Regions from separate parts of the Homo sapiens genome. Here region 1 is linked to region 2. A link is a loop called in an ENCODE intact Hi-C map of the cell type or tissue named here. Cell type or tissue: gastrocnemius medialis. All regions are shown on one strand. Links, peaks and the distances in the headings refer to the core of each region. The heading gives the core; the rest is flanking DNA. Region 1 holds the start of LOC105373193 (a long non-coding RNA gene). Region 2 holds the start of ZNF674 (zinc finger protein 674).

Region 1 (11,090 bases), core at 1,137-9,136, 580 kb after region 2:
CACCACTGGCAACCAATCACTGATCTTCCAAAACTGTGGCCAGACCATAGAGACTGTCAGAGCATAAAGAAAAATCCCTCCACTGTTGATTGTCAGGGTCTGCGAAAGGTCTGAGACTTCACCCTCTTACAAGCTAACATGTTTTAGAGATGCTGACAGAAAACATGAGACTCCTGAGGCTGAGACAAAGGATTTTCCTGCTCCTAGGACAGCAAGCAGCTTGCACGTCACGTGGGCACCTGCTCCCCATGTCCTCCAAGTCCCACAGCAGTGATGCAGAGGGTCCCTGGTGGACATTGCACACACAATAGGTTTACATCACAGCCAAGAAACACTGAGCATGGGTGATCCAGCCTGTTTTTTGCCCCAGAGGGAGACATTGCCTCATCCCACAGGGTTGCTCGGTGTCATCACAACCCTGAGAAATGGCTGGGGTAATCAGTGATTGGGGCCTTGTATCTTTAGGCAGCTACAAAGTAGTAAAACTAAGGCCAGGTTACTATACGCTACAACCCACACAAAGGAATTTAGACTGATGCGCTGACGTTTGGCATACTGTCAATAATTTAGGGGGCAATACATGGGCCCCAAAGCAAACCCTGTCCCAGTGGAGAGACATTCTGTTACCTACTGTTCCCCCCATATACAAATATACCATCCAAAGGGGAACAGTTCATTTCACTTCAGCATTTGTTGTTCAACTTGATTGGACTCACCATTACATTGGTTTGGTAAAGTGTTATGAGCAGTAGTCTATTCAGGCTGCTATAATGGAATACAATAGACAGGGTAGCATATAACCAACAAGTTTATTTCTCACACGTCTGGAGGCTGGAAGTCGAAGATCAAGGTGCCAGCAGATTTCTGCATCTGGTGAGGGTCCACTTCCTGGTTCACAGATGGCCATCCTCTCACTGTGTCCTCACATGGAGAAAATAACAAGGGAGCACTCTGGGGCCCCGTTTATAAGGGCACTAATTCCTTTCATGAGGGCTCTGCCCTCAAGACCTAATCACCTCCCAAAGACCCTACCTTCTAATACCTTGGGGCTTAGGATTCCAACATATGAATTTTGAGGTAACATAAACATTCCACCTATAGCAAGTAGCATCTTAGTGCTTGTACTTAAATCTCTAAACGTGGCATAATCCAAGGCCACTTGGGTGCCAGGAGAAGCAGATGAATTTGGATCAATCAGATCTAAACAAGGTTGTGCTGGCCCACGTATGTCTACAGGTATGAGGGAAGCCTGTGTTTAGGAGCTGCTGTTGATGGCATCAGGCACAGCAGAGTAATTCAGGAGCAGCCATACTCACATGCTTTTTTCTGGTTTTGTCACCCAAGGACGGTGATGGCAAACCTAGCAGCAGGTTAGATTGCCAGCTGCACCTGCTGCTTGACTCCAGCAGAGCAGATGATTGTTTTGTTGGGCTGTGAGTGCTCGATCTAGGGGACAAAGAGAGCATTCATTTTCTCCCCATCTTGCACCTCTCAGGGTCTAAGATATTCCCTCCCTGTATTAGTCCATTTTCACACTGCTATAAAGAGCTACCTGAGACTGGGTAACTTACGAAGAAAAGAGGTTTAATTGACTCAGAGTTCTGCATGGCTGGGGAGGCCTCAGGAAACTCACGATCATGGCAGAAGGTGAAGCAGAAGCAAGAACCTTCTTCACAAGGTAGCAGGAGAGAAAGCGAGGGAAGAAAGCCACCCACTTTTTTTTTTTTTTTTTTTTTGAGACAGGGTGTTGCTCTGTCACCCAGGCTGGAGTGCAGTGGCGTGATCTCGGCTCACTACAACCTCCACCTCCCAGGTTCAAGACATTCTCCCGCCTCAGCCTCCTGAGTAGCTAGTACCACAGGCACACACCACCACGCCCAGCTACCTTTTGTATTTTTAGTAGAGACAGAGTTTCACCATGTTGCCCAGGGTGGTCTCAAACTCCTGAACTCAGGCAATCTGCCCACCTTGGCCTCCCAAAGTGCTAGGATTACAGACGTGAGCCACCGTGCCCAGCACCATGCACTTTTTAAACCATCAGATCTCGTAAGAACTCATTCACTCACTATCACAAGAACAGCATGGGGGAAACTCCCCCCATAATCCAATCACCTCCCATCAGGTCCCTCCCCTGACACAGGGGGATTACCATTCGAAGTGAGATTTGGGTGGGGACACAGAGCCAAACCAACCATATCACTCCCCAAATGCTCTCCTTCCACACCTCATGAAATCAATGTATCCCATCCCAGAGCCTGTAACTTCACTTTTTCCCAATCATCCCCTATTTGTACCCAGACCTTTCATCCAGAAGGGTCAAGTACAAGAGGGCCAAAGGCATTTTTATAAAATTTACAGAGATTTTTTTTTTATGTCTTCTATCTTAGTCAGTGTGAGCTGCTGTATGGGAACTTGGTGAGTGGTGTACTCAATCAAGTGGTCATTGTCATTAGGATCTAGGACCGTGTCCACCCAACAAGAGAATTCAGGTGACTGACCAGAATTAACTTTAAGTCCGAGCCAGGCATGGTGGCTCACACTTGTAATCCCAGCACTTTGGGGGGCCAAGGTGGGCAGATCACCTGAGGTCAGGAGTTCGAGACCGGCCTGGCCAACATGGTGAAACCCTGTCTCTACTGAAAATACAAAAATTAGCCAGGCGTGGTGGTAGGTGCCTGTAATCCCAGCTACTTGGGAGGCTGAGGCACGAGAATCACTTGAACCCAGGAGGCAGAGGTGGCAGTGAGCTGAGATTGCGCCACTGCACTCCAGCCTGGGCAACAGAGCGAGACTCAGTCTCAAAAAAAAAAAAAAAAAGTTTAAGTCCCCTAGGGCTCTTTTGGGCTGGGCTGCTGCCTGGAGGGTTACCAACTAGGCTAGCCTGGAACCTGTGATTACTGTTAAAGGAAAGAAAAATACATCACGTCCAGGAACGGCCAGGGCAGAATCCCAAATGCCTCTATAGCCCACCCCTTTTGTTCCGACCATTATCTGAGGTACCCAATGGGAGATAATGCCATTCTTGGGACAGCCACATTTAGTGACCAAACTGCCTTACTAAGGTGAGTGGACCAGGAGAAGGAGAGAGAGGTAGGTTCTGCAATCCTTTTGAGTTCATTTTTGAGGAGGCCATTTCAATATTTAACAATATCAGATACCTGCCCATGGTAGGGCACATAGAACATCTATGGAAGGCTTTGACTACTGACCCATAGTTGGGTGGCCTTTGCAACAAAAGGCACACCACTGCCAGACTGCAAATGGTCTGTGTCAGAAACATAGAGTCCTTTACTTTGTGCCCAGTCTATGATGGTGGATGCATTGCCATGTTCAGGGGGCAGTGAACTAGAAGTGCATCAGCTGTTTGATTCCAGTCGGCCTCATCAGAGAATAGGCTCTTACTATGGGCGTCTACATGGGTGACCCAGACTGACCAATTCCACCAGTAGCTCTCTACCCGCTTATCTGTTAAAAAGGCATATGATGTTTTAAAACGTTTGAAAGTCTCAGCTTTAGAACAGTTTAGCTTTTCCACTAACCATCTATTACTGATCTCCACAGACCCCAATATTGTCCCTAGAACCCTTCCATCACTCACCCCAGAAATCTTCTATCAGAAACACCCGCCCTCCATTGTAGCCTCTCAGGCCTAAAATCTCAAATCAAATTCCAATCCTAGGCCAACTCCCCAACCCTAAGACTGCCTTTTCTGGGGCGGCTCTTTTTTCACAGGTGCAGTGAGGCCATCGTTTCTGTACAGCGCGGAAAAGCTAAACTGTTCTAAATCTGTGACTTTCGAATTTTTTAAAGCATCATATGCCTTTTAAAAAACAGATAAGGCCGGGCGCGGTGGCTCACGCCTGTAATTCCAGTACTTTGGGAGTCCGAGGCGGGCGGATCAATTGAGGTCAGGAGATCGAGACCAGCCTGGCCAACATGGTGAAACCCCGTCTCTACTAAAAATACAAAAATTAGCCGGGCGTGATGGTGGGCGCCTGTAATCCCAGCTACTCAGGAGGCTGAGGCACGAGAATCGCTGGAACCCGGGAGGCGGAGGTTGCAGTGAGCGGAGATCGTGCCACTGCACTCCAGCCTGGGCGACAGAGCTAGATTCCGTCTCAAAAAAATAAAAAATATAAAATAAAAAACAGATAAGCGGGTAGGGAGCTACCGGTGGAACTGAGTTTCCTCTTTAAGGGAAACGAGGACAAGGACAAGATCCCGTCTTTTCTGCACTCAGTCGCCCCGCCCCCAACGCAAGTAGGCATGTTTATTGGATGATAAGAGGGTCAGTCAAAGTAAGGACCAACCCTCTACTGCCAAAAGACACATACTACTCAAGGGCCCCTGACTCAGACGTTCTCACTGGTCGGAAATGCCATCAATCAAGTTTCAATCCCCGCCCCCTTCTCGCGGAAGAACTATGGGTGCTAACCTCTCTCTCAGGCCTGCTGTCAATCGGCTCCGCATCCTCTAGTTCTGCACATCCCCGGCCATCAGAGCACGAACTTCTGGTCGGTCCGCCTGCCGTTCTTTCACCTATAGAGCCCACCCTCTAAAGGTGTCCAAGCTGCTCCAAAGAACAATTGATTAACCCAACGGCTGTCTTTGGCCCTCAGAACTGTCACACCTGGCTCCGCCTCTTCCCGGACATCATCTGTTGCACCAGAGACTGGCGGGTCTGGAAAGAAGCTCTGAGCCCATCCGCGTTTCTCTGTTGGACCCTGTCAGGTCTCTTGTTCCGTGTCCAATGTCAGTCGGGTAGGGAGGCAGTGGGGCAGTCTTGGTTCTCATCCCACCCCGGAGTCTCTGCGCAGCCACAATTCAGGAAAACAATCTGGAGGCGGGTTCAAAACACTAAGATTGATTGAACGCGCTGATGGTTTGGTTTTCTCCTATAGCGCTTTGGTAGTGGCTTTTATCCAGACCGCCCCCCCCCCACCCCCCCGGAATGAACCCTGGTATAGAAATGTTACCCGTATGTGTGCATATGATTGTTTTTAATATATTTCAATTTGATGAATCAGCCTTTTTCAAGGTCAGATTCCAGACCGACCCTTCTGGCGCCCACCCCCCGCTTTTTTTTTTTTTTTTTTTTTTCCAAAATGAAAGCTTTCCCAAAGAGGCCACGTTTGTAGGGCTAGTGGAATTTTTTGGAAAAGGGAGAAAGCGGATTCTGGATGAGGACAATGGTGGCCCAGAAGTCGCTATGACTTAAGAGTCTTGGCAGAGGCAGAGGCTGGGGAAAGCGAGCAGTGTTTTTCATTTAGGTGGCATCTGTACGAATCCTAGTTTGGAAAGGTGCGAAGGTTATGTGCCTTTGTTTTTAATATTTTGGATTTTTAATTTTCTGTTTCTTTTTTTCACTTAGTTTTTATCTTCGAAGTTTAATTTTGCTGTTTTTTTATTTCATATTCTTAAAAATTGTATAATTAAATTTTATTGCTACTGGCTTTTAATTAATTCATTAATTAATTTTGAGACGGAGTCTCGCTCTGTTGCCCAGGCTGGAGTGCAGTGGCGCGATCTCAGCTCACCACAACCTCCGCCTCCCGGGTTCAAGCAATTCTCCTGCCTCGGCCTCCCGAGTAGCTGGGACTACAGGCACGCGCCACCATGCCTGGCTGATTTTTGTATTTTTAGTAGAGACTGGGTTTCACTATGTTGGCCAGGCTTGTCTCGGACTCCTTACCTCATGATCCACCCGCCTCGGCCTCCCAAAGTGCTGGGATTACAGGCGTGAGCCACCGCGCCTGGCCTTACTTATTTTTAAAGCAAATTCTTCTAGATCCTGAGTTTCTGGCTTTTTAAATTAAAATTACAAGAAAATGTATTGATTCCTCTGGTGTTAACAGGTCTGGAGACATACATTTATGATGCTTTGGAGCTATTGATAATATATAGAGTACTTTATTCATTAATTATTTCATTCTAAAAACCCTGCTTTATATATCCCCAGAATACTAAGGCCTGGTGGGGAATATCTTATAAATAATTAATGGTTATTACTAATTATTAATAATAACCGTCAATGAAAGTAAGATAGAAACTGTTAAGAGATTCAGTTAAGTACTGTGTAATTTTGTGTTGATTATATCTGCCAGTAATATTCATCATGCATTGCATAGAAGTGGGATTGTCTTTCTTTTTCTCCTAGCTGGTTTGTGAGAAAATTGTGAGCAATTTTGCACAGGGAGACTTCGATGTCTGACTAACATTTATTGACTGCTTGTATGTACTAGGAATAATTCTAAATGCTGATCATGTGTTATTTTTTTCTCTTTTTTTCTTTTTATTTGTCATTCTAAATGCCCTTCATGTATTGTCTCATTTAATCCTCACAAATAGGCACATTTATTCTCGTCATACTACAGATGGGGAAACATCCGTAAGTGGCAGAGATGGGATTTGAACCCAAGCCGTCTTAAGGACTGCACTGGAACGGTGTTTTTTGTTTTCTAAAATGGGGGTAATAATACATGTAAAGTGATTAGAACATATAGTTAGCTCTGAATACATGGCAGAACTTACTGCAGTTATGGCCTTGTTTAAGGCTCCCAGCCACCCTGTGAGTTAGGGATCAACATGATCCCCCTTTTCTACAAGAAGAAACAGGTTCTGAGAGAATAAATGACTTGCCCAAGGCCACTCGGTACATGGCCTAGCTGGGCTCATGCTGTGGTCATTTTCCTGCTATAAACCCTTCCCAAGTTCCACACCCTACTCTGGATGAACTCTTGGTGCATTAAGGCTTTTGATTCATAAAATTTAAATATATTTCTAAGCTGGGTACGGTGGCATGCACCTATAGTCCCAGCTTCTCGGGGGGCTTAGGTGGGAGGATTGCTTGAGCCCAGGAATTCAAGTCCAGCCTGGGCAATATAGCAAGAACCCATCTCTAAAAATAAACAAATAAGTTTCTGAACACACACATGTCAAACCCCTGTGTGATCTGGCCCCAACCCACCAGTCCTGCCTTATCTTAATGGATTTAGGGGTTTTTAAAATTTATTTTTATTTTATTAGTATTATTTCAGTAGTTTTGGGGGAACAGGTGGTGTTTGGTCACATGAAAAAGTCCTTTAGTGGTGATTTCTGAGATTTTGGTGCACCCATCATCCGATGTGGAGTTTTTTACCCCTCACCCCCTTCCCACCCCCTCCCCCCAGTCCCCAGAGCCCATTGTATCATTCTTATGCCTTTGGGTCCTCATAGTTTAGCTCCCACTTGTAAGAGAGAACAGGGCGGACGCGATGGCTCACGCCTGTGATCCCAGCACTTTGGGAGGCTGAGGCGGGTGGATCAATTGAGGTCAGGAGTTCCAGACCAGCCTGACCAACATGGCGAAACCCTGTCTCTACTAAAAATACAAAAATTAGCCGGGCCTAGTGGTACACACCTGTAATCCCAGCTACTTGGGAGGCTGAGGCAGGAGAATCGCTTAAATCCGGGAGGCAAAGGTTGCAGTGAACCGAGATCACGCCACTGCACTCCAGACTGGACGACAGAGCGAAACTCCATCTTAAAAAACAAAACAGAACAAAAAAGTGAGAACATACGATGTTTGCTTTTCCATTCCTGAGTTACTTCATTTAGAATATAATGGTTTAAAAAAAAAAGAATATGATGGTTTCTTTCCTTCCTCCCTTTCTTCCTCCTCCTCTTCTTCTTTCTCTCTCTCTCTCTCGCTCTTTCTCTCTCAGTAAAATAACCTAATTTATTTTTTTAAATTCCCAGTACCATGTCTTAAACTTATGAGTAAGGAAAATAACGATTGTTATTCGGGGTGATGCCCGAATCCTCACTGCTAATGTGAGACGAATTTTTGAGCTGGTAAAGGTCGCCCCTAAGGTGACCAGCCTACTTTGCGGGATGCCTAGGAGTCGCGATCTGCCTGACACCTTTACACCTAAAAAGTAGACTGGGGGCCTGGCGCGGTGGCTCACGCCTGTAATCCCATCACTTTGGGAGGCTGAGGAGGGCGGATCACGAGGTCAGGAGATAGAGACCATCTGGCTAACATGGTGAAACTCCGTCTCTACTAAAAATACAAAAAGAAATTAGCCAGGCGTGGTGGCGGGCTCCTGCAGTCCCAGCTACTCAGGAGGCTGAGGCAGGAGAATGGTTTGAACCCAGGAGGTGGAGCTTGCAGTGAGCCTAGATTGCGCCACTGCACTCCAGCCCGGGCAACAGAGCGAGACTCCGTCTCAAAAAAAAAAAAGAAGTAGACTGGGGCCGGGTGCCGTGGCTCACACCTGTAATCCTAGCATTTTGGGAGGCCAAGGTGGGTGGATCGCTTGAGGTCAGGAGTTCCAGACCAGCCTGACCAGCATGGTGAAACCCGGTTTCTACTAAAAATACAAAAATTAGTTGGGTGTCGTGGCACACACCTGTAATCCCAGCTGCTCTGGAGGCTGAGGCATGAGAATCACTTGAACCCCATAGGCCGAGGTTGCAGTGAGCTGAGATCGTGCCACTACCCTCCAGCCTGGGTGACAGAGTGAGACCCTGTCTCAAAAATAAAAAAAATAAAAAATTTCCCAGTACCATGACTATAACTAAAAGGACACCATGCCTAATGCAGTTTGTGTGTGATATGCAGGGAAAACATTTGGAGAGTGAGTAATAAAAGGGGATTGGAATTTTAAATAAGGAAAGTCCACTTTAAGAAGGTGATGTTTACCAACGACTTGAAGGAGGTGAAGGAGTTGGAAAGAAAACAAAAAGACAAGGCTGGCTGGGCACAGTGGCTCTCACCTGTAATCCCAACACTTTGGGAGGCCAAGGCGGGGAGACTCCTTGAGCCCAGGAGTTCCAGACTAGCCTGGGGAACATAACAAGACTATGGAGACTATTTTTTTTTTTTTTTTTTTGAGACAGAGTTTCGCTCTTGTTGCCCAGGCTGGAGTGCAGTGGCACAATCTCGGCTCACTACAACCTCCACTTCCCGGATTCAAGCAATTCTCCTGCCTCAGCCTCCCAAGTAGCTAGCATTACAGGCATGTGCCACCACGCCTGGCTAATTTTTTCTATTTTTTGTAGAGATGGTGTTTCTCCACATTGGTCAGGCTGGTCTTGAACTCCCGATCTCAGGTGATCCACCCGCCTTGCCCTCCCAAAGTACTGGGATTACAGGTGTAAGCCACCATGCAGGACCAAAAAAATCTTTTTAAAAAAGAACAAATAATAATTTGGGGTAATGATAATAGCTAAATAAGTAAATATATACCACTTTTTTTTTTTTTTTTCGAGACAGGGTCTCACTCTGTCACCCAGGCTGGAGTACAGTGGCATAATCATGGCTCACTGCAGCCTCGAATTCCCGGGCCCAAGCAATCCTTCCACCTCAGCTTCCCAAGTAGCTGGAACCACAGGTGTGCGCTACCACCTGGGTAATTTTTTAAATTTTCAGAGACGAGGTTTTGCCATGTTGCCCAGGCTGGTCTCGAACTCCTGAGCTCAATCAATCTATCCGCCTTGGCCTATCAAGTGCTGGAATTACAGGCATGAGCCACCATATCCTGCCCCACCACTTTCAATAACAGAGCCAAAACTTCGAAGTAGTGACTGCCAGGGTTCCAAAACCACCTTCCATTTTGGGGTCCACAATTTGAACATTCCCCAAACCATTGTCCCACAATCTCATTTTTGAAGAAGTTTTTTTTAATTTAAAAACTTCCATGATTACTGTATTAATATGAAGATTAATTCATTCAGCCAGCCAATGTTTACAAACAGCTAATCTGTGTCAAACAACATTGTAAGCACTCAGATTAATCCTCTCGATATCCTTACGAGGTAGTTAACATCATTAGCCCCAGTTTACAGAGGGGGAAAATAGGAGTATGAGGTCACACATTTAGTATGGAGGAAGCTGGGATTTGAACCAAGGCAGTATGGCTCCAGGGGACGTTACCCTAACCCCTGTGTTAGACTGTCTTGAAAGTTTTACTCGTCTTTCAAAGTTCTCTCTTCAATTAGACACTTCCCTCAGATCTTCATCAAACGTCATTTTTAAATTTAATTTTTTTTTAAGAGATGGGGGTCTTGCTCTGTTGCCCAGGGTGGAATACAGTGGCAGGGATCATAGCTGACTGCAGCCTTGACATCCTGGGCTCAAGGGATCCTCCTGCCTCAGTAGCTAGGACTACAGGTGTGCGCGCACATACAAACACATACACACAAATACTATATTCTTCCCTGCTTCATTTTTCTCCTCAACATATATCACTATCATATTATATATTTTACTTTTTTTTTTTTTTGAGGCAGGGTCTCACTCTGTCACCCAGGCTGGAGTGCAGTGGCACAATCTCAGCTCACTGCAGCCTAGACCTCTGCGATCCTCCCACCTCAGCCTCCCAAGTAGCTGGGACCACAGGCACATGCCACCATGCTTAGCTAATTTTTTGTATTTTTAGTAGAAATGGGGGTCTCGCCATGTTGCCCAGGCTGGTCTTGAACTCCTGAGCTCAAGGGATCTGCACCCCTCAGCCTCCCAAAGTTCTGGGATTACAGGCATGAGCCATGGTCCCCAGCCTGTATTTTACTTATTTAGCTATTATCTTTACTCCAAATTGTTAATTATTCTTTAAATTTATTATCTGTCCCCTACAGATAATAAATAAGCTTAATAAATCAATAAGCTTCCTTCCTCTTGAAGGAAGCCCCAAGAGGGCAGGAATTTTTGCCTGTTTTATTCACTGCTGTATCCCTGTCACATAGTAGGCACTTGATCAATATTTGTGAGATGAATGAATAAATGATTGAATGAACAAATGAATCCTTCTTCACACTTATGTATAGGTAATGGTTGTTGATTCCCAGCTGCTTTGCCTGGGTCCTGCGCCTTCAACTGGCCCTGGATTCACCCCTCTGACTCACATGCACTTGACCTCTAAAGTATTGGCTCTGCTTACGAATACTAACATTTAAAATTGGAATCAGGCCAGGGGCGGTGGCTCACGCCTGTAATCCCAGCTCTTTGGGAGGCTGAGGCTGGTGGATCACTTGAGGTCAGGAGTTTTAGACCAGCCTGGCCAACATGGTGAAACCCCGTTTCTACTAAAATTACAAAAATTAGCCCAGCA
Region 2 (11,090 bases), core at 1,569-9,568:
TACTATGTGTATGCATTACTTTTAAATGTTCAATTTTTTAATGCTCTATTCAGAATACTTTTACATTTTGACATCCATGTTCTTAAGGGAAACTGGTCTATAATTTTCTTTTTTGTAGTATCCTCTTCAAATTTCAGGTTAAGTGGCTTCACAAAATGAACTGGGTACCTTTTCATCTTTAATAGCCTGGAAAAATGGAACGCAGAAATTATCTAGTCTTTACATTTAGTGAAAGGAGTAATTATGAAGGATTTCGGAGGGCAAATTTAAGTCTCACTACCTTTTAGTCAAAACCCGACTTCCAGGTATAACCTCCATAAACACTGGTACTACAGAGCAAGTAGATACAGAGAAAATTGTTCATGAGGTACTGTATACAATAGTAAAAAAAAATTAGGCCAGGTGCAGTGGCTCATGCCTGTAATCCCAGCACTTTGGGAGGACGAGGTGGGTAGATCACCTGAGGTCAGGAGTTCGAGACCAGCCTGGCCAACATGGTAAAGCCCCGTCTCTACTAAAAATACAAATATTAGCCGGGTGTGGTGGCACGTGCACGTAATCCCAGCTACTTGGAAGGCTGAGATAGGAGAATCGCTTGAACCTGGGAGGCAGAGGTTGCAGTGAGCCGAGATCACGCCACTGCACCGCAGCCTGGGCGACAAGAGCAAAACTCCATTTAAAAAAAAAAAAAAAAGGCCAGGCACGGTGGCTCACACCTGTAATCCCAGCACTTTGGGAGGCTGAGGTGGACAGATCACCTGAGGTCGGGAGTTCGAGACCAGCCTGACCAACATGGAGAAACCTCATCTCTAGTAAAAATACAAAATTGGCTGGGCATGGTGGCACATGCCTGTAATCCCAGGTACTCGGTTGGCTGAGGCAGGAAAATCGCTTGAACCTGGAAGGCGGAGGTTGCAGTGAGCCGATATCGCACCATTGCACTCTAGCCTGGGCAACAAGAGTGAAACTCCGTCACAAAAAAAAAAAAAAAAGAAAAAGAAATTAAAAACCTAAATATCTGTGAATAGAAAAATAGTTACATGATACATCCATACTATGAAATAGGAATTAAAACAATCTTTATATATTGACAAGGAACACCACCCAGGATATAATCAGGTTCAGAAAGCAAGATGGGTATGGGAATATGATGCCATTTGTGTAAAAGCATAAAAAAAATATATACGTGTACGTTTTTAGTTCATTAAACTGACATAAATGCATCTACCCCACAGTTTCACCCAACTGTTAACAGTGGACATCTCTAAGGAGGAACGTGGTACTGGGGGGAGAAGAAATAGAAACTTTATTGGCTACTAGTTTCTTCTATGTACATTAAAACATTATACACAAACTTATTCTCTTAAACACAGTAAAAAAGACCAAGCGATCTAGAAGTGAAGAAAGAGGAAAAAGCAAGGTGAATCTATGTATTTAAACAATTCTTCTCTGAGAAGAAGAAGAAAAGATGAGGTACAGTTTCTGGAAGAACAAGTAGAGAGAGGTATCTTTTTGTTTTTCCTCTCTCCTGGTGAGGGGAAGGATTAGAGAAACCAGAGGCTGAGGACAAGTTGAACAGAAAACAGCCAGAGAAGAGGGGATAATTGGTATTTTCAAGTTTATTATATAGATTCCAAACTTTGCCTCAATTTCACTGGAAAAAAAGTAGGGGTACATTAGAACTCACCTGGGACATGGCCATCTTGTTGTGCTCCTGCAAAGGATGGAGATCTACAAATACAGAATTAGAAGGGTTGAGTTCAGTGGGTATAGACATAAGATCATCATCACCACCCTAATAATAATTACCTTTGCACCCTGGGAAGAATCATCTAAAAATAAGGCCTGGTAGCTTCAGCCTATTCCATGGGACGCTACTAAGATCATGTGGGTTTTGCACATGAAACTTTGTCTCCCTTACTGGACAGATGTATGACTTGTGTCCAAAGCCATCTACATGTCAGAAACCAGTAACAACTTAACATCTCCTTTATCTCAAGAGTTCTATTCCTAGCACAAAGATGCAAAATGTTCACCATTGTCATTTCCACTATGAAAAATCTGCCTATAATCCCTGCATGCGGGGGGCGCTGAAGGAGGATTGATTGAGGCCAGGAGTTCAAGACCAGCCTAGACAATATAGCAAGGCCTTGTCTCTACAAAACCGAAAATTAAAAAAATTAGCTGGCGTGGTGGTGCATGCCTGTAGTCCCAGCTACTCAAAAGGCTGAGATGGGAGGGTCTCTTGAGCCCAGGAGTGCGAGGTTAGTGAGCCATGATCACGTCCCTGCACTCCAGCCTGTGTGACAACGTCAGAGCCTGGCTCAAAAATAAACAAAAAAATAAAAAAATCTTCGAAGCAACTAAATGTGCAGCAAAGGGGACTTAGTAAAAAAATATGACACGTGCAAAACAAGCATACTACACAGGCTTTAAAGATGGTTTCTGAACTTTGTTTTCAGTTCCTGGGTGTTTAAAGGGAGGTTCCAACAAAGCAACTGCAGTGTAATCTCATTTTTGTTAAGCAATATGTACAAATATGAAGTCTCAAACAGCATTTATTCTTTTTTTTGTTTTTTTTTGAGATGCAGTTTTGCTCTTGTTGCCCAGGCTGGAGTGCAGTGGCATGATCTCAGCTCACTGCAACCTCCACCTCCCGGGTTCAAGCGATTCTCCTGCCTCAGCATCCCAAGTAGCTGGAATTATAGGCATGCACCAACATGCCCAGCTAATTATTTTTGTATTTTTAGTAGAGACGGGGTTTCATCATGTTGGTCAGGCTGGCCTCAAACTCCTGACCTCAGGTGATCCATCCGCCTCAGCCTCCCAAAGTGCTGGGATTACAGGCATGAGCCACCGCGCCTGACCTCAAACAGCATTTATTCAAATGCTGACATTGGTTACATTGTTCGGTGATTTTAATTTTCTTGTTTATTTGCATTTTTGACAAGGAATATTAATTACTAATGAAACAAAAATTAAAATTTATTAAAAAATCACTTCTTATCAAACAGAGCCCTAGAGGTGAAAAGACACTCTCCAAGTGTGTATGAGTAAGATCTCTTCATGTGGTTTGGAGGAAGGAGCCCAACCAGGGCTCAAAGGGCCGCAGGGAAGGAGAGGTGTGGGGCTGGGTGGGTAACAGCCAAGCACTGTCAGTTCTGTGAGGGGCTGAAAACCACTGTGCCTGCTTCCCTGCATCCACCTCTCTAACTGGCCACCTACCCTGCTCCCACCCCACCACTTCCTCCTTTCCCATGATTTGCATTTTGATTGCCATGCTCCTCCTTCTTTGGCAGATTTTCAAAAGAAAGTTCCAGCAAGGAGATTCTGTGCAGAGTAACCATTTCATACTGCAGCAATCACTGTGATACCATCAGGACAACAGGGTTCAGCTCCGTGTAGCTTAGCAGGTCATGTCCCCTGGCCCACTTTCATTAAGCATTGAAATAAGGCAGCAGAGCTGGATGACAGCATACCTAGAGACTACTCTGAAATTCTATAAACTAAAAATATATTTTCTGCACTTTGGTCAGGATGAACGGACACTCAGCATTTCCCCTGGAAGCAGGTGCCTGGTTGATGGTGTGGGGCTGACTCAAATTCAGAAATAGCCAATGGCAAGAGAAGGAAGCATGGGGGTGCACAAATAGGTGTGCTAGGAGAGGCCAATCCTCTGTGGCTGGCTGTGATCCTTCCCAGCCTCATCCCGCCTTTGCAGGTACTACAGCAGGGCACCTGCCCCCATGGGGGACATCCATGCCTCCATCCACCTGTGACTTTCACCTGTCCCTCCTCCAGCAGGAATCAAACTGCACTGTCACATGGTCCTCCATGGCACCTGGAAGTAGAGCCAGCTTTGCTCTGTCTCAGCTGAAGTGAGGGACAAAGGCCACTACGGGTCCAGCTCTTCTAGGACCTGCTGTCCCGTGAGCCTCCTTTGCTCTGAGGATCTGGGTCTGGGCTCTTGCTGAGGCTTCTCCTCCAACTCGCCTCAGCTCAGCGTACCTCTCTTGTGTCCAAGGCGGCAGGACCAAGGGATTCAGAGACAAACACACCCCAGTTGGGGCCATCACTATAGCACTAGATCTCTGCCTGTGACCCAGGGAACTCACCTCTTCCTGGGGCCTCAGCCTAAGTCTTCTGCGACTAAGTGGGGAAGCCGAGGCACAGATAAACTGGAGTCTGAAATCGGTGAGCAGTGGTCTCAGGTCTGCACTCTGACCCTGGAAACACAATGACCACAGGAGATTCAATTAGCAACACCTATGCTCCCTTCCATGCAGTGAAGTTGAGTGAAACCCAAAGGTTTTTACCCAACAGAAGAGGGACAACCCCTCATTCTAGTTTTAAGAGTTAACATTCATGCACAGCTCAATTATCCTCAGTGAGCGAAACCCTGCCTTCCTGAGTCCGGGCTTTGGAATCAACTGACTGGCTGCTGTGCCACTTTTATTCACTGAAGAAATGATTGCCTTCCATGAGCCGGTTCTCCGTGTTGCAAATCCATCAGTGAACAAAATCTCAAATTCCCAGCTCCAGATTTCTAGTCTGGAGGAAGAGACACACTGGAAACAATAAACATGATAAACAAAGTACAGGAAAAGAAAAAGAAAAAGGATTCCTCGGGTTTGCTACCTACGGGACTTTGGACAGGTTGCCAAGCCACACTGTACCGTTTTCTCTCTATAACATGAAAATAATCATCGTAACACCTCACAGGGCTCCTGCTAATGTGAAACATTTGCAAGAGTGTCTGGCAGTTACCACCGGGTGAGGATACAAGCGCTGAGTGACTCAATCAATTAGTCACTCGCTGGCCCCGAACCTCGCCCCCAACACTCACGCCCACCGCCTGTGTCACTCAATCCCCACAAGGACGCTCACCCGTGGCCCCATGACCCCACGGCCCCGTAAACTCCCGTCATTCCTCCCGTCCCCCCTTCCCCCGATCAAAACCATCACCACCTCACCCTCCCGCTTACTTCACTGCCGACAGCCTGAAACCTCAGGGGCGGATGACAACAGCCAGTGTGAACGAAGCGCCACCCTCCGGGTCAGCCGAGCATTTCCGCTTCCCACAGCCCCCTGGGAACGTGAAGTCAAAGCAATGCGCACGCGCAGTGGCTTTGAAGGCGGGGCAACAAAGCCTGTGGCCGATGTGGCGCTCCTCGGCCCGCGCTTCAGTGGTTATGACAGTGTTCGCTCTAAGGGGAGAAGGAATGTGTGACCATTTCCAACGGTAAGTCGTACAAAAGGTCCGGGGAGGCGTACCTGGGCGGCGAGAGGCGAGAGAACTCCGCGCGGGCTTTCCAGTGCCCAGGCCCCTGCCGGCTCCGAAGCCGAAATCCCTTCTTCCACTTCGTTCTCTTGCAGTGGACGTGGGGTGTTCCCACCCCTCTGTCCCCAAGGCCACTGTTTCTGTCTTCCGCTCCTAGGAATAGGAAAAAGAGTCGCGCCTCTGGCATCTGTGGCAGCTCCAGAGCGCGGCCCTCTAGGGTCCAGGCAGGCCACATGGAGCGGGGCCCTAGGCCTGGCTCAGAGCGTCCTAAGAGCAACAGGTCTGGCTCAGTCGGGGAAGTGGCCTGGAAGAGGGGCTTTGGAGCCGGGCTTCAGAGCCAGCAACCTCCCGAAGTGAGGGAAGAAAGCCTCATTCTGATTGTTCTCTACCCAGTGGTGGGGCTCCGGTTCCTAGGATCTTAGACACCCTGGGAGAATCTGGATTTTACTTTTTAGCGGAGAGGTGTTTTCTCTGAGAATGCCAGCCAGTGGCAACATGGCCCGCTAAAAAGGCCTGTAGTAAACTTGAGGAAAGTTTTCTGTTTCCTGTCTGGGTCTGGGAGAAAGAGAACAAGTGTTGTTCTCCATGCTTACTATGCCTGCCTGGTCACCAAGCGGGCCTCTTTGGGTCAAGTATGACAGAGTCTCCCTCAGGTACACAGCAAACCCTTCTGTGCTAGAGCCAGCTGGTGCCAGACACTGTTCATAGATGTGTCCAAGACATTTGTGTAATCTATCAGACACGTATTTAATTTCCATTTGAACATGAGTGTTTTTCCTCTTTCTCTTTCTCCTCTCAGGTTAACTTGCATTCCCCAGATAGTTTGGATGAGTTACAACCTAAATCTGCAAACTCAATACAGCCAGACCCTGGGAAGTGACTCTCTCCAAGCCTCCTGTACAAGTCCCAGGAAAAGAGCCTGTTTTCCCTTGGACATGTGAGCAGTGAATTACTGCTCATTCAGAATTTCATGTGTATGTGTTACTGATGGCCAGGTTTAGAGATACCAACCTATTTATTTCTAGAGGAGAGGTGATTTGATAACCTTTTCAGATATCACTATCAGTAGGCAGAAAAGGGTTAATAGTATGATAGGGTTAATATGTCCTGAGGAGAGTAAAGAAATTGCAAACTGCAGAAGCACCTGATCTGTGGCCCTGGCCAGCATCTCTCCATATCCTGATTCTGTAAGATCAAGTGTTTATGCAGAAAGAGAAGGGACTGATGATTTGAATGTGACCAGATGCAGGGCATGCCCTTATTGCCATGCCAGCATTTGCTATTCATGATGTTAGTATTCAAAAATCAAGAAACACCCTTCCTGGGCCATTGGTGTCTACTAATCCATTGGAAGAAAAGACTGGAATCCACCACTTACTAGCTTCTTGGGCCTCAGTCCCCTCTTTTCTGCCATAGCTAAGGACCACCTAACCTAGATGGCTGTTGTTATTGTTCAAAGGGACATCTTTAGAGCCTCAAGCCCAGGAATAGCCCGTGGCAGGCACCTGGTAAATGTTAGTTTTCATTGTCCTATCCCAACACTATGAAACATGCAGCACTCTCTGCAACTGCCCCTGTGGATTTCCATAGGCAGGAGAGTATCCAGTGTTGAGTGGAGCTGGTATTCTCAGAAACGAAGCCCCTTTCCTCATTTTGCGCCAATCTCTTCAGTCATTTTTACCCTAGTAGTATAATGCTTTGTCAAAGTCACTGTCATCTGATGTTAACAGTTGTTTTCGCCAGATGACTTTTCAAAAGGTAACTTCACCATAATACCGGTTAATGTGATAAAAACACTGCATGTAGCCAATTTTTTTTTTTTTTGAGATGGAGTTATTGGCTCTTGTTGCCCAGGCTAGAGTGCAGCGGCGTGATCTTGGCTCACTGCAACCTCCATCTCGTGGGTTCAGGTAATTCTCCTGCCTCAGCCTCCCGAGTGGCTGGGATTACAGGCACACGCCACCATGCCCAGCTAATTTTTTTGTATTTTTAGTAGAGTCGGGGTTTCACTATATGTTGGCCAGGCTGGTCTCGAACTCCTGACCTCAGGTGATCCGCCTGCCTCAGCCTTCCAAAGTGCTGGGGTTACAGGTGTGAGCCACTGCACCCAGCCAAATATTTTCTTATTTATTTATTTATTTTAGAGACAGGATGCCATTATGTTGCCTAGTTTGGAATGCAGTGTCTATTTAGAGGCGTGATCATGGCATACTATAGCCTCGGCTCAAAGGACCCTGGTCTCAAAGGACCCTGCCACCTTAGCCTCCTGAGTAGCTGGGACAAGTGTGCGCCACCACACCTGGCTAATTTTTTAAATTTTTTGTAGAGATAGTGTCTCGCTATGTTGCCCACGCTGGTCTGGAATTCCTGGACTCAAGGCCTCTTCCTGCCCTCAGACTTCCAAAGTGTTAGGATTACAGGGTGAGTCACCACGCCCAGCCAGTGTGAATTTTCTAATGCTGAGTAAGTTGTGATCCAGAAGTAAATGTATCTGCAAGCTGATTTAAATTGTAGATTTTCTCTTCATTGCATATTTTCTGATGTTGAATAAAGTCTGAGTATTAACTAAAGTTTTTGCTTCTTAAATATGTAAGAATTGTCCTCAAAATCTCTATTCTTGAGCACAGTAGTAAAAATATTTTTACATACATTGTATTTCAAGGGTTCTGCATAAGCAACCTTGTTTTATTGTGACAATTTATTTGGGAATTGTATCAAATATATAATACTGAGATGTTCTCATTCCTTTTGTGAAAATACTTTTGTTTAAAAACCACTGCCTTCAAATGAAAACCACTAGGTTTGTTATGCTTGCCTCATCTTTTCTCGGTGTTTTTCTTTCATTTTTTAAAAATACATGTCTTTCTTTTTTATACCTAAAACAGTGGGTTTTTAAAATGTGATATGTGTATGCGTTGTATAATGGTTACCACAATCAACTAATACATCCATCACCATCCATACTGTACCTTAGATCTGCAGAACTTGTTCATCGTAGAATGTTTTTACCTTTTAGGTCAGACGTGGTGGCTCACGTCTGTAATCCTTGCACTTTGGGAGGCCAAGGTGGGTGGATTGCCAGAGCTCGGGAGTTCAAGACCATCCTGGGAAACATAGTGAAACCCTGTCTCTACTAAAAATACAAAAAATTACCCACGTGTGGTGGTGCGCACCTGTAGTCCCAGTTACTTGGGAGGCAGAGGCACGAGAATCATTTGAACCTGGGAGGCAGAGGTTGCAGTGAGCTGAGATCGTGCCGCTGCACTCCAGCCTGGGCGACAGAGCAAGACTCTGTCTCCAAAAAAAAAAAAGAGTGTTTTTATTTTTTGACCAACATCTCTCCATTTCCTGTCTCCCACTCCTGCATCCCCAGTCCTTGGTAACCACTGTTCTACTCTCTGTTTCTATGAGTTCAACTTTTTAAGATTTCACCTTTAAGTGAGATAATGCAGTATTTGTCATTCTGTGTCTAGTTTATTTCATTTAGCATACTATCTTCCAGGTTCCTTTTTCCCTCTGTGTCTCAAGTCCACCTTTGCATTGTCACTTTCTTTTCTGAAATGAAAATGGTATTGTGGCTATTACCTAGCTAGATACCAACTATGGGCTTTGTAGTATCTGGATTAGCTGTAATGTACATGTGAATGATGACTAGTAAAATATATATAGTAGGAAAAATGATGCAATTCAAAAAGCAAGAACACAAGTATAAATAAGCCTAAGAAGGTTGGACATCATCTATATAAAGGAAAATAAACTGTACTCCTTAGTGAAGACTTAATACTGTAAAACCTGGCCGGGCACGGTGGCTCACGCCTGTAATCCCAGCACTTTGGGAGGCCGAGGCGGGCAGATCATGTCAGGAGATCGAGACCAACCTGGCTGACATGGTGAAACCCCGTCTCTACTAAAAATATAAAAAAATTAGCCGGGCATGGTAGCGGGTGCCTGTAGTCCCAGCTACTCGGGAGGCTGAGGCAGGAGAATGGCATGAACCCAGGAGGCAGAGCTTGCAGTGAGCCGAGATCACGCCACTGCACTCTAGCCTGGGCAAGAGCGAGACTCCGTCTCAAAAAAAAAAAAACCGAAATTGTCCCTAAGCCTAATTGATAGATTTAAGGCAATTTAACCAATATGCTAAATGGGATCAGGGGCCTATAGTACAATTATACTTCATTTTAATTGGCAGAAAAAATATATGAACAACTAAGAGTATTTGGTGGATAGAGGTAACATGGGAAGACTCATCTTACAAGATATTAGAGGGCATTATAAACTAAAGTAAATAATGTGGCATAGAGCAGAATTAGATCACTGAAACAAAAAAATCCAGAATCAGAATATATGGAATGTGGAGTCCTGATAAGTAAGCAACAAGAAGGAAGGGGTCCCAGGTGAGAGAGAACAATTGTTCTATAGATGGCTAATTGCAGACAACCTGCTGGCACACATCCTGTTCCCAGATACCTTGTTTTGCATGTGGCCTTTCCAGCACAACCTTATAAAACTTAAAACCTCCAGCCCCTGCCTCTCAGACAGCCTCTTCTCTGCTGTGCTGCCCATTGAACCCTTACAACGTATCTTCAAACTTTCTCTGATAAATCTGCCTTTCTTTACCTATGACTGTTTTGGCAAAATTCCTTTACTGTCCACAACACCATCCCCACTCAGTTGTACCCAAGACAGGGAAGACTAAATGTCTGACGTTTACCTTAAAAAGTATGAAAAAATAAGTTGAGAGGGGCCAAGCATGGTGGCTCACGCCTATAATCCCAACACTTTGGGAGGCTGAGGTGGGAGGATGGCTTGAACCTAGGAGTTTGAGACCAGCCTGGGCAACATAGTAAGACCTCATCACTACCAAAAAAAAAAAAAAAAATCTGGGCATGGTGGTGTGTGCCTGTAGTCCCAGCTACTTAGGAAGCTAAGGTGGGAGAGTCACTTGAGCGCCAGAGCTTTGAGGCTGCAGTGAGGCTTGATCATGCCACTGCACTCCAGCCTGGGCAACAGGGTGAGACCCTGCTGCAAAAAAAAATTATTATAAACCTACTTATGCTAAGTTATAATGGTTGACAAAAACGTCAGTAGAAGGCAGAGTTCCAATGTATATCCATGTATGTATTGAAAATTAAAGGTGTTTTCAGTTTGTGAAAATTGACAGGATTGATGTGATATAAATCTGTAAGGAAAAAATCCTGGACCCCTACATATTATATATAATGACAAATTCCAAGTGGATTAAAATTAAATATGAAAAATAATAAAATATATACGGGCTGGGTGTGGTGGCTCACGCCTATAATCCCAGCACTTTGAGAGGCCGAGGCAGGTGGATCACGAGGTCAGGAGATTGAGACCAACCTGGCCAACATGGTGAACCCCTGTCTCTACTAAAAATACAAAAATTAGCTGGGCGTGGTGGCACCTGCCTGTAGTCCCAGCTACTCGGGAGGCTGAGGCAGAAGAATCGCTTGAACCCGGGAGGTGGAGGTTGCAGTGAGCCGAGATGATGCCACTACACTCCAGCCTGGTGACAGAGTGAGACTCTGTCTCAAAAATAAATAAATTATATATATATGAATATTATATAACATCATGATGGAGCATAAACCAGAAGGACAACCCTGAAGCCATAAAGTAAATCCTAGACTTCATTTAAAAATGTATATATATTGGAGACAGTGTCACTCTGTCACCCAGGCTGGATTGCAGTGGCATGATCTCAGCTCACTGCAACCTCTGCCTCCCAGGTTCAAGGGATTCTCCTGCCTCAGCCTTCTGAGTAGCTGGGATTACAGGCATGTGCCAC

What was found. A loop is a pair of places that touch in the nucleus more often than their neighbours do. Peaks named below come from ENCODE experiments on the same cell type or tissue, not always from the same donor. Only the 100,000 strongest peaks of a DNase experiment are listed, where the experiment ranks them.
Region 1: it touches region 2 in a loop (5-fold over the local background); 3 of 110 quality-filtered maps call a loop at or near these places.

The regions. Positions count from the first base shown.
Region 1 is chrX:47,124,930-47,136,019 of GRCh38, forward strand. LOC105373193 (a long non-coding RNA gene) reads right to left here and starts at 4,621. Exons shown (of 2, transcript XR_007068223.1): 1 at 4,436-4,621; 2 at 791-1,446. It overlaps LOC107985720 (a long non-coding RNA gene), which reads left to right and starts at 4,395. Exons shown (of 2, transcript XR_001756002.2): 1 at 4,395-4,514; 2 at 4,620-6,261. It also overlaps the pseudogene RNU12-2P. RefSeq lists enhancers at 4,706-4,815, 4,846-4,925. In gastrocnemius medialis, for the core only: no CTCF peak of the experiment used is centred there; a DNase peak (open chromatin) is centred at 4,332; H3K4me3 peaks cover 2,082 bases; H3K27ac peaks cover 1,755 bases.
Region 2 is chrX:46,540,386-46,551,475 of GRCh38, forward strand. It overlaps ZNF674 (zinc finger protein 674), which reads right to left and starts at 5,036. Exons shown (of 6, transcript NM_001190417.2): 1 at 4,986-5,036; 2 at 4,116-4,226; 3 at 1,688-1,731. The coding sequence starts at 1,702. ZNF674-AS1 (ZNF674 antisense RNA 1) reads left to right here and starts at 5,105. Exons shown (of 2, transcript NR_015378.3): 1 at 5,105-5,242; 2 at 6,081-8,090. RefSeq lists enhancers at 4,410-5,609, 5,225-5,374. In gastrocnemius medialis, for the core only: a CTCF peak has its summit at 5,055; a DNase peak (open chromatin) is centred at 5,066; H3K4me3 peaks cover 2,135 bases; H3K27ac peaks cover 1,639 bases.